Linked DNA regions of Homo sapiens: region 1 is linked to region 2. A link is an interaction called in ENCODE POLR2A ChIA-PET data of the cell type or tissue named here. Cell type or tissue: PC-9. All regions are shown on one strand. Links, peaks and the distances in the headings refer to the core of each region. The heading gives the core; the rest is flanking DNA. Region 1 has its middle 4.4 kb from the start of SLC9A8. Region 2 has its middle 26 kb from the start of TRERNA1.

Region 1 (8,435 bases), core at 2,441-4,940, 260 kb after region 2:
TGAGGGCAAGCAAGCACCCTCCACCCAGTGCCCTCGACTTCGCTGTGCTAAAAGAGTTTGAAAAAGGATGCCCAGCCTGCAGCCTAAGCGGAGAGACCCCAGGGGGACACTTCCCCACCCGAGCCTTAGTTTCCTTCGGCTGTGGAGAGGAATAACCGCCTGGACTTGGCAGGACTGTGCAGCATTCCATCTGTAAACATGTGTTGAGTTCAGACTATATGCCTAGCGTTAAAAAGGATGCTGATGATCTAGGGGTGGACCATTCATTAAGGGGTTCATTGATTCACCACATGCTTAGTAGATGCTTCTATGTGCCTAGCAGTGACCGGTGGGGTGGGGATGCAGGGAGGAACAAGGTGAGGTGAGAGGGGTAGGTGAGACCCCCATCGGGAGGACTGGGGCTGAGGACTTTGAACTTTATTGGCCGCTTCTGTTGCTACCTCCCTTCCTGATCCAAGGCACTCTATCTCATCTGGATAATTGCAACGGCTCCATTCAGGGTCTCTGACTCACCCCTGTTCCTTACGGACTTCCACACAGCAGCTTAACTCATCACTCCTCTGCTTAGACCCTCCAATGGCTTCCAATCTCCAGAGAAAAAAAAAACGTGGGGAATGTACAGGACTCAATCCTGCCCCCTTTTCCCCTCTGAAGTGTGTGGGAGGGGGGCATGGGGCTCTATATCTCCCCTCCCACACACTTTGACTTTCCACTATTGTCCCAGACTCACCAGGAATACTTCCACCGTTGCACTTACTGAGCCTTTATCTAGAATGCTCTTCTTCTGGGTAGCTCTTTGGCTCCCACCTCTCCTACGTTTGGCCTTTTATTTAACCCTTATCTTGTGTGTTAGACCTCCTTGACCACCCTACTTAAAATCCAAGGCCCCCCGCCTTCCCTAAACTATTTTTCCACATGACACCTAACCTACCATATGTTTTACTCATACACTTGTTTGTTAACCATCTCCCTCCATGAGAACGGAAGCTTCATGAATGCAGAAATTTTTGTCTGTTTTGTTCTCCATTTTATCTGCAATGCCTACAACAGTACCTGGCACATAGTAGACACTCAATAATAAATAATCATTGAGTAAATAAATCAGTTAATTCTAGCACACCTAGAAGGGTTTTGAACTGAGAAGTAACCTAAGCTTTGCTGCCTGTTGGGAGTTGACTGGGGATTGGCGAGAGAGAGAGGATGGAAGCCCCAAAGCCAGCAAGGAGGCTTTTGCAATAATCTAGGTGACAGCTGATGGCAGTCTGGATGAAAGTAATACGGTGGAGGTGGCAGGAATGGTTGGACTCCTGGACGCATACTGAAGACAAGGTTTGCTGACGGACTATGGCGTATAAAAGAGGAGTTAAGCATGGTGTCAGGGTTTTGGCCCCGAGGAACTGGGTAGAGAAGAAATCTGGCTCTAACCTTGGGTTCTCCATCCTCTGCAGTCTCTTAAGACTGCTAAAGCTGACTGAGAGAATGTCATCAGGATCCACCAATGTTTATTGAGTAATAATAAACTTGCTTCCTTCCTGCAGGTGTGGTGTTGGGCTATTGTTTCCTTAATTCTTTACATAGCTTTGAGGTAGATACCATCATTATCCACAGACATAGAGAAATCAAGGCACTTGCCTGCGGTCCCACAGCTAGCAAATGACAAGGCTGGGATTCAGGCACAGAGCCAGTGTTTTTAAACCAGTAGCCCTGCTACTCTCCACTGCCTTAATTTCTCTGGCTCTTAAATGGGACTAATAACCTACTCTCCTCCGTTAGCACAGAGCCTGGCGGGAATGACCTGGTCTACAAAGGATTGAGAGTGGGGTTCTCTCTGGCCACACTTGTCAACTGAGGGCTTGAGGCTACCATTTTCTACCAGCACCAATAAACCCCACATGGCTGGAATTCGCCAAGCTGGAAACTCCACATAGCTGGAATTCACTACTCTTCTCTATCCGTTGTCTTGCCTACTGCCCTTGGCCTCCTCTGGGCCTACCACTAACCATGAGGCTGCAGAGAACATTCTCTCATGCCCATGGGTGAGTCTTTGGCTCTTCTCACCTATTCCTGAGAATGAATCTAAAATCCCTGGTCCTTCCCCGAGGAAGGTGAATAAAGCCATTCAACATGCAGTTTCTGGGCTCCAATGCTGTGTCAGGCCGAGAAGGAGGCAGCATAAGGCACCACAAATTCTGGTGCCAGACAGTGCTGGTTCCCAACCCCTCCTCAGGACCTACAGTCTCCGTGACCCTGAGAGGCTACAGCACCCTCAGAGCCTCAGGGCCCCCTCAATTTTTTTTTCTTTTTTTCTTTAATAACGCTTCTCTTTAGAAGACTGTTACAAGATTAGAGAGAAAACTGCCTTTGCTCTCCATTGTCTCTGCCTAGACAGCTCTGCCCGCTATCTCCAGTCTTCTTGTTATTCATGTCTCAGCTTAAATGTCCCCTCCTCAGGGAAGCCCTCCCTGACCAGTCTCTGTAAAGAGTCAGACAGTAAATACTGAAGGCTTTGTGGGCCTTACTATCTCTGTAGCAACAAATCAACTCTGTAGTTTGCATGCAGCATAAATAATATAAATAGGCATAGCTGTGTTCCAACAAAACTTTATGGATACTGAAATTTGAATTTTGCATTACTTTCACATGTCATGAAATACCATTCTTCTTTGGATTTTTTTTTTTTTTTTTTTTTGAGATGGAGTGTCTGTCACCCAGGCTGGAGTGCAATGGCACGATCTCGGCTCATTACAACCTGCACCTCCCAGGTTCAAGCAATTCTCCTGCCTCAGCCTCCCAAGTAGCTGAGACTACAGGTATGTGCCACCATGCCCTGCTAATTTTTGTATTTTTAGTGGAGATAGGGTTTCACCATGTTGGCCAGCATGGTCTCAATCTCTTGATCTCGTGATCCGCCTGCCTTGGCCTCCCCAAGTGCTGGGATTACAGGCATGAGCCACCAGGCCTGGCCTGTTGTTGTATTTTAAGATGGAGTCTCACTCTGTCACTCAGGCTGGAGTGCAGTGGCACGATCTCGGCTTACTGCAACCTCTGCCTCCTGGGTTCAAGCGATTCCTGCTTCAGCCTCCCAAGTAGCTGGAATTACAGGCGTGTGCCACCATGCCCAGCTAATTTTTGTATTTTTAGTAGAGACGGGGTTTCGCCATATTGGCCAGGCTGGTCTCAAACTCCTGACCTCAAGTGATCCACCTGCCTCAGCCTCCCAAAGTGCTGGGATAACAGGCATGAGCCACTGTGCCTGGCTAAGAATTTGATCTTTAATGCTTTTATTAAACAGGGAATCAAATTGGTTACCATGTATATCAGTCAGGATTCAATCAGAGAAGCAGAACCAAAAGGGGATATATTTTAAGAGCTTTATGGCAAGGAATTGGCTTAAAACAACACAAATGAATTATCTTATAGTTCTGTAGGTTAGAAGATAAAGATTTTCACTGGGCTAAAATCAAGGTGTTGGCAGGGTCACATTCATTCTGGAGGCCCTACGGGAGAATAAACTTTCTTGCCTTTTCCAGCTCCTAGAGTCTGCTTGCATCCCATGTCTCATGGTCCACTCGCTATTTTTAAAGCCAAGGACTGCCTCACCCCATGCTCTGCTTCTGATTCTGACTCTCTTGTCTTCCTCTTCCTCTTCCCCTCCACCCCCCCCTTTTTTTTTTTTTTGAGACTGAGTCTTGCTCTGTCGCCCATGCTCAAGTGCAGTGGCATGATCTCGGCTCACTACAACCTCCGCCTCCGGGGTTCAAGCGATTCCCATCTCAGCCTCCCAAGTAGATGGGGTTACAGGTGCCCGCCACCACACCAGCTCATTTTTGTAGTTTTAGTAGAGATGGGGTTTCACCATGTTGGCCAGGCTGGTCTTGAACTCCTGACCTCAGGTGATCCACCCACCTTGGCCTCCCAAAGTGCTTGGATTACAGGCATGAGCCACTGTGCCCAGCCCCTCTTTCTCTTATTAGGACCCTTCTGACTACATTGGACCCACCTACATAATCAGAATAATCTGCCCGTCTCAAAGTCAGCTGATTAGCACCCTATTTCCATCTGCAATCTTAATTCGTCCTTGCCCTGTAACATATTCACAGGGACCAGCAATTAGCACGTGGCCATCTTTGGAGGGCCATTATCCTACCCACCACGCCATAGGAAAAATAAGATCTGTTGGACTTCTCCTCATGTATTTTTTTTTTTCTTTTTTTGAGACGGAGTTTCACTCTTGTTGCCCAGGCTGGAGTGCAATGGCACAATCTCGGCTCACTGCAACCTCCACCTCCTGGGTTCAAGTGATTCTCCTGCCTCAGCCTCCCGAGTAGCTGGGATTACAGGCATGTGCCACCACACCCGGCTAATTTTGTATTTTTAGTACAGATGGGGTTTCTCCACATTGGTCAGGCTGGTCTCGAACTCCCGACCTCAGGTGATCTGCTCGCCTTGGCCTCCCGTAGTGCTGGGACTACAGGCGTGAGCCACCACACCCAGCCCTCTTCATGTATTTTTGCTATTTATTATCATTTCATATTGATTTATACATGGGAACGAGTGGGGCATAATTTCTTTAATACCTTTGGATGCTAACATTTTAATCTGGCCCTGGCCACTTAGCACGTAACAGGCACTAGAATTACTAAGCAAAAATAGAAAATCTGGGCTTGTAGAATTCAGTGGAGTCAGGTGTAATTCTCTGAGAAAGTTTGTGAAAAAAATCCAGATTCCAGGCCATGCATGGTGACTCACAGCTGTAATCCCAGCACTTTGGGAGGCCGAGGTGGGTAGATCACCCGAGGTCAGGAGTTCAAAACCTTCTTCACCCTCACCTGCCTTGTGTCCTCCCCACTGTCCCCACCCTAAGACTTGGTGACCGATAGAAACACTTGCTTCCTTGGCTTACTTTTTTTCTTTCTCCCTTTAAAAAAAAATCATAGTTTTGGCCGGGCGTGGTGGCACACACCTGTAATCTCAACTACTTGGGAGGCTGAGGCAGAAGAATCACTTGAACCTGGGAGGTGGAGGTTGCCTTGAGCCTAGATCGCACCACTGCACTCCAGCCTGGGCGACAGAGGGCGACTCCATCTCAAAAGAAAAAAAAAAGGAAAAGAAAAATGAAAAGTTGCAGAAAAGGAGAAAAGTAAAGGTCATCATAGTTTACCACGGAGCTCAGCTGTGAATGGCATTTACATAGTCACAATAATGTATACTGTAAATGTCAATCTCACAAGAATAACCATATAACTATATTGAGAGAATAAAGGATGGGAAGGGTCTCTGCATGGGCTGGGCAGGTGAGGAGAGGGAAAGAGGGCAGAACCCTTATTGCCCAGAGTGGGAAAGCAGATTTTACTGAAAACAGAAAAACTAAGAAGTGGCGATAGAAGCATGTTATTCCAAGACATGGAGTTAAATACCCAAAAAATCAGCTCAAAGTGATTATCTTTGGGGAGGCAGAAATGAGAGGAGAGAGTGAAGTGGGGATTCCTATTTTTAGAAAATTTGACTCTTCAACTTATGTGCATGTATGACCTCAATACAAATAAAATTTAAACCAAGAAACAAAAAAGGACAGGAGTAACATATTGAAATATTGTTTCGATAATGGTTATTTCTCAATTGTGGGTCATGGATATTGTTTTTCCTTTTGCTTATTTGTATTTTTAATATTTTTTTTCTGCAAATGACACGTCATTTGAAATGTAAGTAAATCCCTTTGACACTGTGCTTGTGACCTGCAACACTCAGTGACTGCCAGTCATCTTTCATAAACTAGAAACAGACCAGCTTGTCATATTTATTTCAATACAGAAAGTCAAGGCCGTGGGTATTTTGATCTTTCTGTCTTGATGCTGCCTCACCTCCCTGTTCTGAGTCACCAGCCCTATGGATTCTTCCTCCTCCACCCTCACCCGCTTTGTGTCCTCCACACTGTCCCCACCCTAAGACCTGATGACCGATAGAAACACTTGCATCCTTGGCTTACCTTTTTTCTTTCCCCCTTTAAAAAATATCATAGTTTTGGCTGGGTGCAGTGGCTCACGCCTGTCATTCCAGCACTTTGGGAGGCCGAGGCAGGAGGATCACTTGCACCCAGGAGTCTGAGGCCAGCCTGGGCAACATAGTGACACACTGTCTCTATTTTTATTTTGTATTTATTTATTTATTTTTGAGATGGAGTCTCGCTCTATTGCCAGGCTGGAGTGCAGTGGCGTGATCTTGGCTCACTGAAACCTCTGCCTCCCAGATTCAAGCAATTCTCCTGCCTCAGCCTCCCAAGTAGCTGGGACTACAGGTACTAAAATATGATTTTTTTTAAAAAATTAAAATAGGCGAGGTGCGGTGGCTCACGCCTGTAATCCCAGCACTTTGGGAGGCTGCAGCAGGTGCATCATGAGGTCAAGAGATTGAGACCATCCTGGCCAACATGTTGAAACCCCGTCTCCACTAAAAATACAAAAATTAGCCGGGCATGGTGGTGTGCACCTGTAGTCCCAGCTACTCGGGAGGCTGAGGCAGGAGAATTGTTTGAATCCGGGAGGCAGAGGTTGCAATGAGCCGAGATCATGCCACTGCACTCCAGCCTGGCAATACAGTGAGACTCCGTCTCAAAAATAAATAAATAAATAAATAAATACAAAATAAAAATAGAGACAGGATCTCACTATGTTGCCCAGGCTGGCCTCAGACTTCTGGGTGCAAGTGATCCTCCTGCCTCGGCCTCCCAGAGTGCTGGAATGACAGGCGTGAGCCACTGCACCCAGCCAAAACTATGATATTTTTTAAAGGGGGAAAGAAAAAAGGTAAGCCAAGGATGCAAGTGTTTCTATCGGTCATCAGGTCTTAGGGTGGGGACAGTGTGGAGGACACAAAGCGGGTGAGGGTGGAGGAGGAAGAATCCACAGGGCTGGTGACTCAGAACAGGGAGGTGAGGCAGCATCAAGACAGAAAGATCAAAATACCCACGGCCTTGACTTTCTGTATTGAAATAAATATGACAAGCTGGCTTGTTTCTAGTTTATGAAAGATGACTGGCAGTTACTGAGTGTTGCAGGTCACAAGCACAGTGTCAAACGGATTTACTTACATTTTCTGCTTCTACTCCTACCTGCCTACCACAGTCATGCATCACCTAAGGACAGGAATCCATTGTGAGAAACGTGTGGTCAGGCGATCTTGATGTGCGAACATCCTAGAGCAGACTTCTTCAAACCCAGATGGTGTTGCCTATGACACACCCAGGCTTTTATGGTATGGCCTATTGCTCGTAGGCTACACACCCGTACGGCATGTTACTGTACTGGGTACTGCAGGCAATGGTAACACAATGGCAAGTTTTTGTGTGTCTAAACATATCTAAACACAAAAAAGGCACAGTAAAAGTACCATATTATAACCTCATGACACCACCATTGTATTTGTGGTCTATCTTTGACCAAAATATCTGTATGTCTGTAGCTGTATTTACCTTACAATGACAGTGCAAGCAGTCTTTTTTTTTTTTTTTTTTTTTTTTTTGAGAGACAGGGTCTCATTCTGTCCCCAGGCTACAGTGCAGTTGTGGGATCACAGCTCCCTGGAGCCTCAACCTCTCTGGCTCAAGCCATCCTCCTACCTCAGCCTCCCAAGTAACTGGGATTACAGGCACGTGCCACCGTTCCTGGCTAATTTTTTGTTTTATTTTATTTTTTGTAGAAACGGGGTCTTGCTATGTTGCCTAGGCTGATCTTGAACTCCTGGGCTCAATCAAGTGATTCTCCCACCTCAGCCTCCCAAAGTGCTGGGATTATAGACATGAGCCATGGTGCCTGGCCCAAGCAGTCTTTTTGAAGTATGTATCAGATCATGTTACTCTTCTGCTCAAAATCATCCCACGGCTCCCCATTTTACTGCAAACAAAACCCAAACTCCTCTTGGCAGTCTGCAAGGCCCTGTTTGGTCAGCTCCCTTTCCCTGAAGGGGTCTCTTGTCCCTTTTCCCCTGCATCCCAACTCACTTATCTGCTCCTTGAACATGCCATGCTCCTCCCCAGCTCAGGACCTTTGCACTTGCTGTTCCTTTGTCTATCACCTTCTAGATATACATAGAGCTGCCTCCTAGTCATAATTCAGATCCCATACAATGGAAGCACCCTGACTGAGGCCGTCTCCCACCTGCCCCAGCCAGCCACTGCATCTTCCAGCATTTCACTCTCTTGTCCTCGTGGTACCTATTATGTGAAGTTACTCTGTTTTGTCCTTTTTAAAAAAACATATTTGAAATTATTATTGAAATATGGCCCAGGCACCATGGCTCATGCCTGTGATCCCAACACTTTGAGAGGCCAAAGCAGGCGGATCATTTGAGGTCAGGAGTTCGAGACCAACCTGGCCAACATGGCAAAACCCCATCTCTACTACAAATACAAAAATTAGCCGGGCGTATTGGTGCACACC
Region 2 (8,435 bases), core at 2,310-4,809:
CGAGACTCTGTCTCAATAAATAAATAAACATATACATAGATATAGATATAGATATAGATATACACATATATATATACACTTAAGTAAAAACCAATTATCTAGGAGCAAATGTCAAGTAAAAGTACAGGTAGGGCTCAGATGCGGCAAAAAATCATGTTGGGGTAGGAGCCTGAGTAACATCAGCGAGCGCATACAGGTTTATCCTTTGGCCTCTGGCCCAGCTGTTAATGATATATTCATGTTTATTATCTGCCCCCTCCCACCCCCACTAAAATGTCAGCTTCAAGAGGGTAGGGATGAGGCCAATTGTGTTCACGGCTGTGTTCCTGCCATCTCACACAATGTTGGGCATACAGTAGGTGTTCAGTGAATACTTGTGAATGGGTGAATGGCTGGCTGGAAGGCCATGCATGAGTGAATGAGCGGAGGTGACACCTTCACATCCTCTCTCCGCCTCGGTGGATGCCAGTGCAGGCCCAGGAGTCAGCCGTTTCCACTACCAGCTGTGTGGCCCCGGGAGGGCTCCTTAACCTCTCTGTGCGTTTCCGTTGCCATTTCGCCGGGTTATTCTAAGGATTACGTGTGGTTTTACATGGTGTGGGCTTCTTGCAGTCCTCGGCACGGAGCACCCCTCCGTAAATGTTATTTCGCTATTGTTCTTTCCTTTCCTTTCGGTGTATTCTGCTTATGTATTCGCTATTGCTCTTCCCCATCTCACCGACCAGAAGAGTGAAGCTCCTCCCCGCTCTCCTGGCGCCCGGCTTCCCCGTTCTGGCTCGGGCCTGCACGCCCGCCCTTGGCCAGCAGAGGGCGCTAGCGCTCTAGGGACCAACGCTCCGGCTGGGCCGGGCCACGCGTCATCTCTCAGCCGACCCGAGGCTGGGGCTGGAGGAGGGGACAGGCGTGACCGCCGGGGCAGGGGTGGACCACCGGACATCTGGGTGTGTGCCTTTGGCACAGCGGGAGCCTGCTGGAGGCTCCCAAAGCGGAGTGGGCAAGCTTTTTCCCCCAGTGCGCTTCCAACCCTTTTTCTTTCTTTCTTTCTTTCTTTTTTTTTTTTTTTTTTGCGACAGGGTCTCTTGTCGCCCAGGCTGGAGTGCAGTGATGCGATCACGGGTCACTGCAGCCTCCAACTCCTGGCCTCAAGCGATTCTCCTTCCTCAGCCTCCCGGGTAGCTGGGACTACAAGTGGGCGCCACCACGCCCAACTAATTATTTATTCATTTAGAGACAGGGTCTCACTCTGTCACCCAGGCTGGGGTGCAGTGGCATGATCAAGTCTCATTGCAGCCTCAACCTCCTCCTCAAGCAATCCTCCTGCCTCAGCCTCCTGAGTAGCTGGGACTACAGGTGCAGGCCACTGGCCAATTAAAAAATATTTTTTTTTTTAATTAGCCGGACGTGGTGGCGGGTGCCTGTAGTCCCAGCTACTCAGGAGGCTGAGGCAGGAGAATGGCGTGAACCCGGGAGGCGAGCTTGCAGTGAGCTGAGATCACGCCACCGCACGGCAGCCTGGGTGACTGAGCGAGACTCAGTCTCAAAAAAAAAAAATTTTTTTTAGTAGAGACAGGGTCTCGCTGTGTTGCCCCGGCTGGTCTCAAACTCCTGGGCTCAAGTGATCTTCCTGCCTTGGCCTCCTAAAGTGCTGGGATTACAGGCGTAAGCCACCATGCCTGGCCTCCAACCCATTTTTTGCCAAGGACCAGCTGAGACTCAGAAAGGGTTGTCCAAGGTCACCCAGCAGGTGGGGGTAGTGGGGGTCATGCTGTGAATACAAGGCTTTGAAGCTCACATACCTCAAGGACCTGATAGGGGCTGTGGAGAACACAGGACTGACCACCTTTGCCTCTAGAATGCTGGCCCACATGGCCAAATCTTCCAAGTCTTCAAGAGAGACAGGGACATCAGGATGTAGTGAAATGTCTCGATTTTTATGGTAGCAATGAATTAAAGGCTTTGTTTGTTTTTGTAGAGCCAGGGTCTCATTATATTGCCCAGGCTGGTCTTGAACCCTTGGCCTCAAGCGATCCTCCCGTCTTGGCCTCCCAAAGTGCTGGAATTACAGGCGTGAGCCACCACTTCTAGCCTTATTTGTTTATTTATTTATTTTGAGATGGAGTCTTGCTCTGTCGCCAGGCTAAAGTCCAGTGGCGCTATCTCGGCTCTCTGCTACCTCCACCTCCCGGGTTCAAGCGATTCTTCTACCTCAGCCTCCCAAGTAGCTGGGACTACAGGTGTGCACCACCACACCCGGCTACTTTTTGTATTTTTAGTAGAGATGGGGTTTCACCATATTGCCCAGGCTGGTCTCAAACTCCTGACCTCAGGTGATCCGCCCACCTTGGCCTCCCAAAGTGCTGAGATTACAGGCATGAGCCACCATGCCTGGCCGCCTTTTTTATTTTTAATCACAGTTTCCACCTCTGAGCAACCTTGGAGGTAGCTCACCTCTTCCTCCCTTGGAGGAAGGTGTTTTGAAACAAAACCATCCCCCTGGTTTCTTCACCTGCCTGCCTGAGCTTCTTTAGGCTTCAGTTTACCAGTGACTGCATCTTCCAGGACTGCGCTACCCAGGACATCCCCTCCCTCTGGGTTAGGAGCCAGTCTCCATCCCTGAGCTTCCCCAGTAGAGCTTCCATTTGTTCATTTGTCCATTCATTCATTCAACAAGCATTCATTGAGTGTTTACTGTGTGCCAAATACCGTGTGTAGGGACATGCAGTGATGAGACAAAACCCTCCCTTCGTGGAGCTGATATTTGAATGGGGGAGTTAGACAACAGACAAAGAAGGAAATGCACTAGGTTCTTTTCCAGGCGTTCAGCACATACCCAAGTAAAGGAACAGAGGGCAGGCAGGCAGCAGTGGGCAGGGGGCCTCTTGGAGGAGGTGACCCCAAGTGAGGAGGAGCTGCCAGCCCTGGAGTCTGGTAGGTATTGTTCCAGGCCAAGAGAACAGCAAGAGCAGAGGCCCTGGGCGGTAAGATGCAAGTCACATTATCACATTAAGTCCACAGCACAGGGGCTGGGCGCAGTGGCTCACACCTGTGATCCCAGCACTTTGGGAGGCCGAGGCAGGTGGATCACCTGAGGTCAGGAGTTCGAGACCAGCCTGGCCAACATGGCGAAACCCTGTCTCTACTAAAAATGCAAAAATTAGCTGAGCATGGTGGTGGGCACCTGTAATCCCAGCTACTCAGGAGGCTGAGGCAGGAGAATCGCTTGAACCTGGGAGGTGGAGGTTGCACTGAGCCGAGATCATGCCACTACACTCCAGCCTGGGTAACAGAGCTAGACTCTGTCTCAAAAAAGAGTCTGCAGCACATGGCATGCAATAGACACTCTGTAAACAGATGGATAAATGGACAGATGGATAAATGGACAGATGGATAAATGGACACATGGATGAGCTTGTGGCCTTGGCAGCCCCCTCTCTTGGCTTGGTTGCCCACATCTCGCCCTGGGGGTGGACATGGACACCGCCTGGCACAAGGAAGTGGCTCAGTCAGCTCCGGGGCTCCCTGAGCTGCACCCCAGCCCAGAGTGGGGGTCTCCCCTCCCAACAGCAGCAGGAGCTGTGGACTGGCTGCCACGCCCCAGCCATTCACAATCTGGGGGACACTTCCCCTGACCTGGTCCAAATCCCAGCTCTCCAGGGTCACCCTGACCTACAGACCTGACCACTCTGAACCTCAGGCAAGGCCACCATCTGCCCACGCCAGCCCTGCCTCTTTCATACTCTTCCCTGCCCCCAGTGGCTCAGGCGCCCAAGCCATGGGTTCCTTGGAATGTAATTCTTTTTCTTCCCAGAAGCCTGGGCCGTTCACTTCCGGCCACACTGCCCTTGGTGCCTTCCTGACCCTTTGCTTTACAAACCTGACACGGTGGCCAGAGGCTTAAAGCCGGACCCAGCCACACCACCTGGCCTCCCCATCGTGCCATGGCCCATCTGTCAGCATCCTGCCCTGGGAATCTGACTGTAGACACCAGGACCCTCCACAGCCGTTTCCCACAAACCCCTGCTGGGAACATGCCTACCTGGCTGTGCCATCCAAAGGGCACTGCCCTCTACAGCTTACAGGCTGATTCCAAATCCTAGAGCTCCCGCTTCACCAGGGGCATGTTGGTATCCACACTCCAGAGCTGCCCATTCCACAGATATTTAATGAGCAGCTACCGTGTGCCCAGCACTGCCCTAGGCCCAGCAGACACAGCGGGGAACAAAATAGTCAGAAAACGCGGCCCTCGTGAAATGGATGTTCTGGGAATGGTGACAGTCAGGGCAAAGGACTAGGGAGAAACAGTAAACAGATGAAAAAGTAAACCATGTAGAAGATGAGATGGTGATAAATGCTATAGAGGGAAACAAGGCAGGGAGGGGGATAGGGGATGGGGTGGGGCAGAGGTGCCATTGAAAATTGGAATGGGGGCAGGTGCCTGATGCTTGAGAAGTGGCATTTGAGCAAAGACCTGCAGGAGGTGAGGGAGTGAGGCATGTGGACATCTGGGGGAAGAATGTGTCCTGCAGAGGAAGCAGCCAGTGCAAATGCCGTGAGGCAGGAGCATGCCTAATTTGTTGGAGAAACAACCAGGAGGCCAGTGTGGCTGGAGCAGAGTACAGGGTCAGGGAGGGAGGAGGAGGCTTAGGAGATGGGGTGGGGGAGGGGTAGTGGTGGGGCAGATCCTACAGGGCCTTTCAAAGATCCATCTTTTTCTCCAAGGGAGATGGGAACCATTGCAGAGGAGGGACGCATGTGCTCCAGGTTTTTACCTCTAGCTTCCCTCTAGCTTCCTGCAGAGAACAGACCACGGGGCATTGCTGGAAGCAGGCAGTTGACTGCAGTAGACCAGAGGGGCAGAGGATGGCACTGGACCTGGTGTTCCAGAAGAGGTAAGAACTGATCAGTGGCCGGGCACAGTGGCTCGTGCCTATAATGCCAGCACTTTGGGAGGCCGAGGTGAGAGGATCACTTGAGGCCAGGAGTTCAAGACCAGCCTGAGCAACATAGCAACAGAATGAGACTCCAGCTCCCGCATTTCCTTGATTCCGGAATGCATGCCTTTCCTGTGGCCTCTTAGACTTCCATGCAATGCAGAACGCTCAGACCAGGGAGCCCACAGGACTCAGAAGTGAGAGGGTAAGAGGGGGAAAGGAGCTGGGGGACTCCCAGGTTTTGGCCTAGCCCAGGGGAGGCTCAGGAAGAGCCAGTTTGTGGGGGCCTTCCGGTGCTGGGTGGGAGTGTGTTAAACTACGATGCCTGTGAGACCCTCAGATCAGGGGCTCAAGGAGGCTGGCCAGTCCAGAGTGACCTGGGGACAGGCACCAGAGTGGCCCCTGTGGAAATGGAGTTTAAGGTGTGAGGCTGTACTCCCAGGGAGGGTGTGGATGGAAGAAAGGAGGCCTTTGTTCAGATTAGGAAAAGTCTCCCCTCCGGCAGGCACGGCCCACCTGGGCAGACGACCTGGGAGCCATCACCCTCCCACCTCTCCTGGTGGGTGCAGCACTGTGCCAGGCATTGGGTGCAAAACACATCACTGACTGGATGCCAAGTTACACTCAGCCCTCCACTGTATGGTCCTGGGGTCTTCTGATGTCAACAGGATGAAACTGAGGCCCAGAAAGGCCAAGTGGCTTGCCCAAGATCACACAGCTTTGAGCCACAAAGTGAGATTCCACTCTGATCCCTGTGACCTTGAGCCAGTGGCCTTAGCTGCCCCTCTGCCACCCACCATGACGATAAATTAGCTACTTCTAGCCTGGCAAGGTCAACAGAGGACTTTACTTACCCTGATGAGCTGAGGTGCCTGAAGTGCCTCACAGCCACCATCTCACTTTGCTCCCAACCATTCCTTGGTAGTGTTGGTGGCCCCATTTCACAGATGAGGACACTGAGGCTCCAAGAGTCTCTGTCACTAGCTCAGGGTGACCCACCAGAGCTGGGATCTGAACCCAGGACTGGCAGCACCCAGCAACCAGTGCTAAGTACAGAGCGTTCCAGATGGGGTCAGAGATGTGAGGCAAACCAAGAATGACAGTCAAGACTTAACGAGCGGCCGGGCGCAGTGGCTCACGCCTGTAATCCCAGCACTTTGGGAGGCCAAGACAGGCAGATCACCTAAGGTCAGGAGTTTGAGATCAGCCTGGCCAACATGGCGAAACCCCATCTCTACTAAAAATACAAAAGTTAGCCGGGTGTGGTGGCGCATGCCTGTAATCCCAGCTACTCAGGAGGCTGAGGAAGGAGAATCGCTTGAATCTGGGAGGCAGAGGTTGTAGTGAGCCAAGATCGCACCACTGCACTCCAGCCTGGGCAACAAAGTGAGACTCCATCTCAAAAAGAAAAAAAAAAAAAAAGACGTAATGAGCACCTTCTCTATGCTGAGCTCATTATAAAGCAATTCATGGACTCTCCCCCAGCCCTGAGATCGGAACTATTAATCAAACCGATCTTACAGAAGAGGAAACTGAGGCATCAATGACTTGCCAGGAGAAGGTCTGTTGGCCCCTGCAGGTTCCTCTACCCCCACCGACCCTGTCCTTCCCAAAGGCCCCAAGGTGGTGGAAGAGGTCAGGCAGTGCTGGGTGACCCTGGGAAGGCTGCTGGCCCCTGGGCCTCTGTCTCCTCACCCTGACCACAGGCAATGACCCAGATCCCTGAGTTCCCCCACCCTGAAGAACCCAGCCCCAGGAGGAGGACTCCAACCCTCCTGCTCACTGTCAGCCAGGCCGAATCCATTAGGCTGATGCCCTGTGACATTTTTGCCCAAGGTCATTGCTTCCTATGAAATCATACACACCAGACCCTGAAGCCTGGCCAAACAGGGACCCTGGGAGGCCACTGAGCCCTACCAGCCGGCCAGGCTGCATGGACACCAGCTGCGTGTGGTGGTCTCTGTGTCCCACTGAAGCTCTGCTCAGATAAATCACAAAGCAGCCTCAGCTCACAGAACCCCTAGTAAAGTCCTGGTGTGCGGGGGTGCTGGGGTGGCAAAGACCCTGAGGCTCAGAGAGGGGCTCCATTTGCCCAAAGATGCACAGCTGGGGAGTGGGCTGATGGGGGCTGGAATGGAGTCTGAGAGATTTGGGATTATCCGCTCTCAGCTGGGCTGCAAACCAGACACAACTGTTGCGGCCCCAGGTCTCGGAGGGCCCTGGAGACAGATGCAGGGGTTCTTGAGTCTGGGGGAGCAGCTGCCACTGTGTGTGTGCGTGTTTGTGTGTGTGTGGGGGTGTGTAGGTGTGTGTCCAAACACACATATGCATGTCCACAAGCCATATAAGATACTGAATGGGTAAAACAAGGATTCCTGAGCAGGCAGTCTGTATTTAAATCCCAGCCCGTGATTTACTGCTGTGTGACTTTAGGCAAACAACCCCACCTCTGGATGGAAGGAGAAAGGGAGGCCTTTGTTCAGATTAGCGAAAGGTCCGCCTCCTGCAGACATGGCCCACTTGGGTAGACAACCTGGGAGCCATCACTCTCCCACATCAGGGGTGTCCTTATTTGTGTAATGGGAATGAGCGGCCCCTCTGTGTGTGCCTGGGAGGGAGCTGTCAGCCTTGGGCCCTGGCCCTGCAGCCCCTGGGCCTCCTTCAGCAGAGTCCTCCCTGCAGTGGCTGCTGCAGGGGACGGCGGGTGCAGGGCCTCTTCCTCTCACCCTGCCTCTCTCCCTTCCTTTAAAAATTTATTTTTTATTAATTTATTTTTTGAGACAGAGTCTCGCTCTGTCGCCCAGGCTGGAGTGCAGTGGCGCGATCTCAGCTCACTGCAAGCTCCGCCTCCCCGGTTCACGCCACTCTCCTGCCTCAGCCTCCTGAGTAGCTCACGCCTGTAGTCCCAGCACTTTGGGAGGCTGAGGCAGGCAGATCACATGAGGTCAGGAATTTGAGACCAGCCTGGCCAACATGGTGAAACTCCGTCCCTACTAAAAAAACAAAAATTAGCCAGGCCTGGTGGTGCACGCCTGTAATCCCAGCTACTCGGGAGGCTGAGGCAGGAGAATCGCTTGAACCCAAGAGGTGGAGGTTGCAGTGAGCCGAGATCGCCCCACTGCACTCCAGCCTGGGTGGCAGAGTAAGACTCCATCTGAAGAAAAAAAAATGGGGGTCTTGCTCTGTTGCCCAGGCTGGAGTGCAGTGGCGTGATCACTGCTCACTGCAGCCTCGACCTCCCGGGCCCAAGTGATGCTCCCACCTCAGCCTCCCAAGTAGCTGAGACCACAGGCTCATGCCACCATGCCTGGCTAATTTTGCATTTTTTGTAGAGATGGGGTCTTGCTGTGTTGTCCAGGCTGGTCTTGAACTCCTGAGCTCAGGTAGTCCTCCGTCTTGGCCTCCCAAAGTGCTGGGATTAAAGGCGTAAGCCACTGGGCCCAACCCCTCACTTCCTTCCCACCTGCTCAACCCCTCTTGATTCCTTATCCTGCTCTTGGGGGC

The links. ChIA-PET counts read pairs that join two places held together with the same protein. Peaks named below come from ENCODE experiments on the same cell type or tissue, not always from the same donor. Only the 100,000 strongest peaks of a DNase experiment are listed, where the experiment ranks them.
Region 1: POLR2A ChIA-PET joins it to region 2 with 41 read pairs; 2 of 35 experiments call an interaction of 5 or more read pairs at or near these places.

What each region holds. Positions count from the first base shown.
Region 1 is chr20:49,804,163-49,812,597 of GRCh38, reverse strand. No RefSeq gene overlaps it. Among named protein-coding and RNA genes, the nearest start is that of SLC9A8, 4.4 kb to the left of the region's middle. RefSeq lists enhancers at 1-91, 7,110-7,199, 7,300-7,349, 7,430-7,489. In PC-9, for the core only: no CTCF peak of the experiment used is centred there; no DNase peak of the experiment used is centred there; H3K27ac peaks cover 2,372 bases.
Region 2 is chr20:50,063,820-50,072,254 of GRCh38, reverse strand. No RefSeq gene overlaps it. Among named protein-coding and RNA genes, the nearest start is that of TRERNA1, 26 kb to the right of the region's middle. RefSeq lists silencers at 696-935, 7,117-7,294. In PC-9, for the core only: no CTCF peak of the experiment used is centred there; no DNase peak of the experiment used is centred there.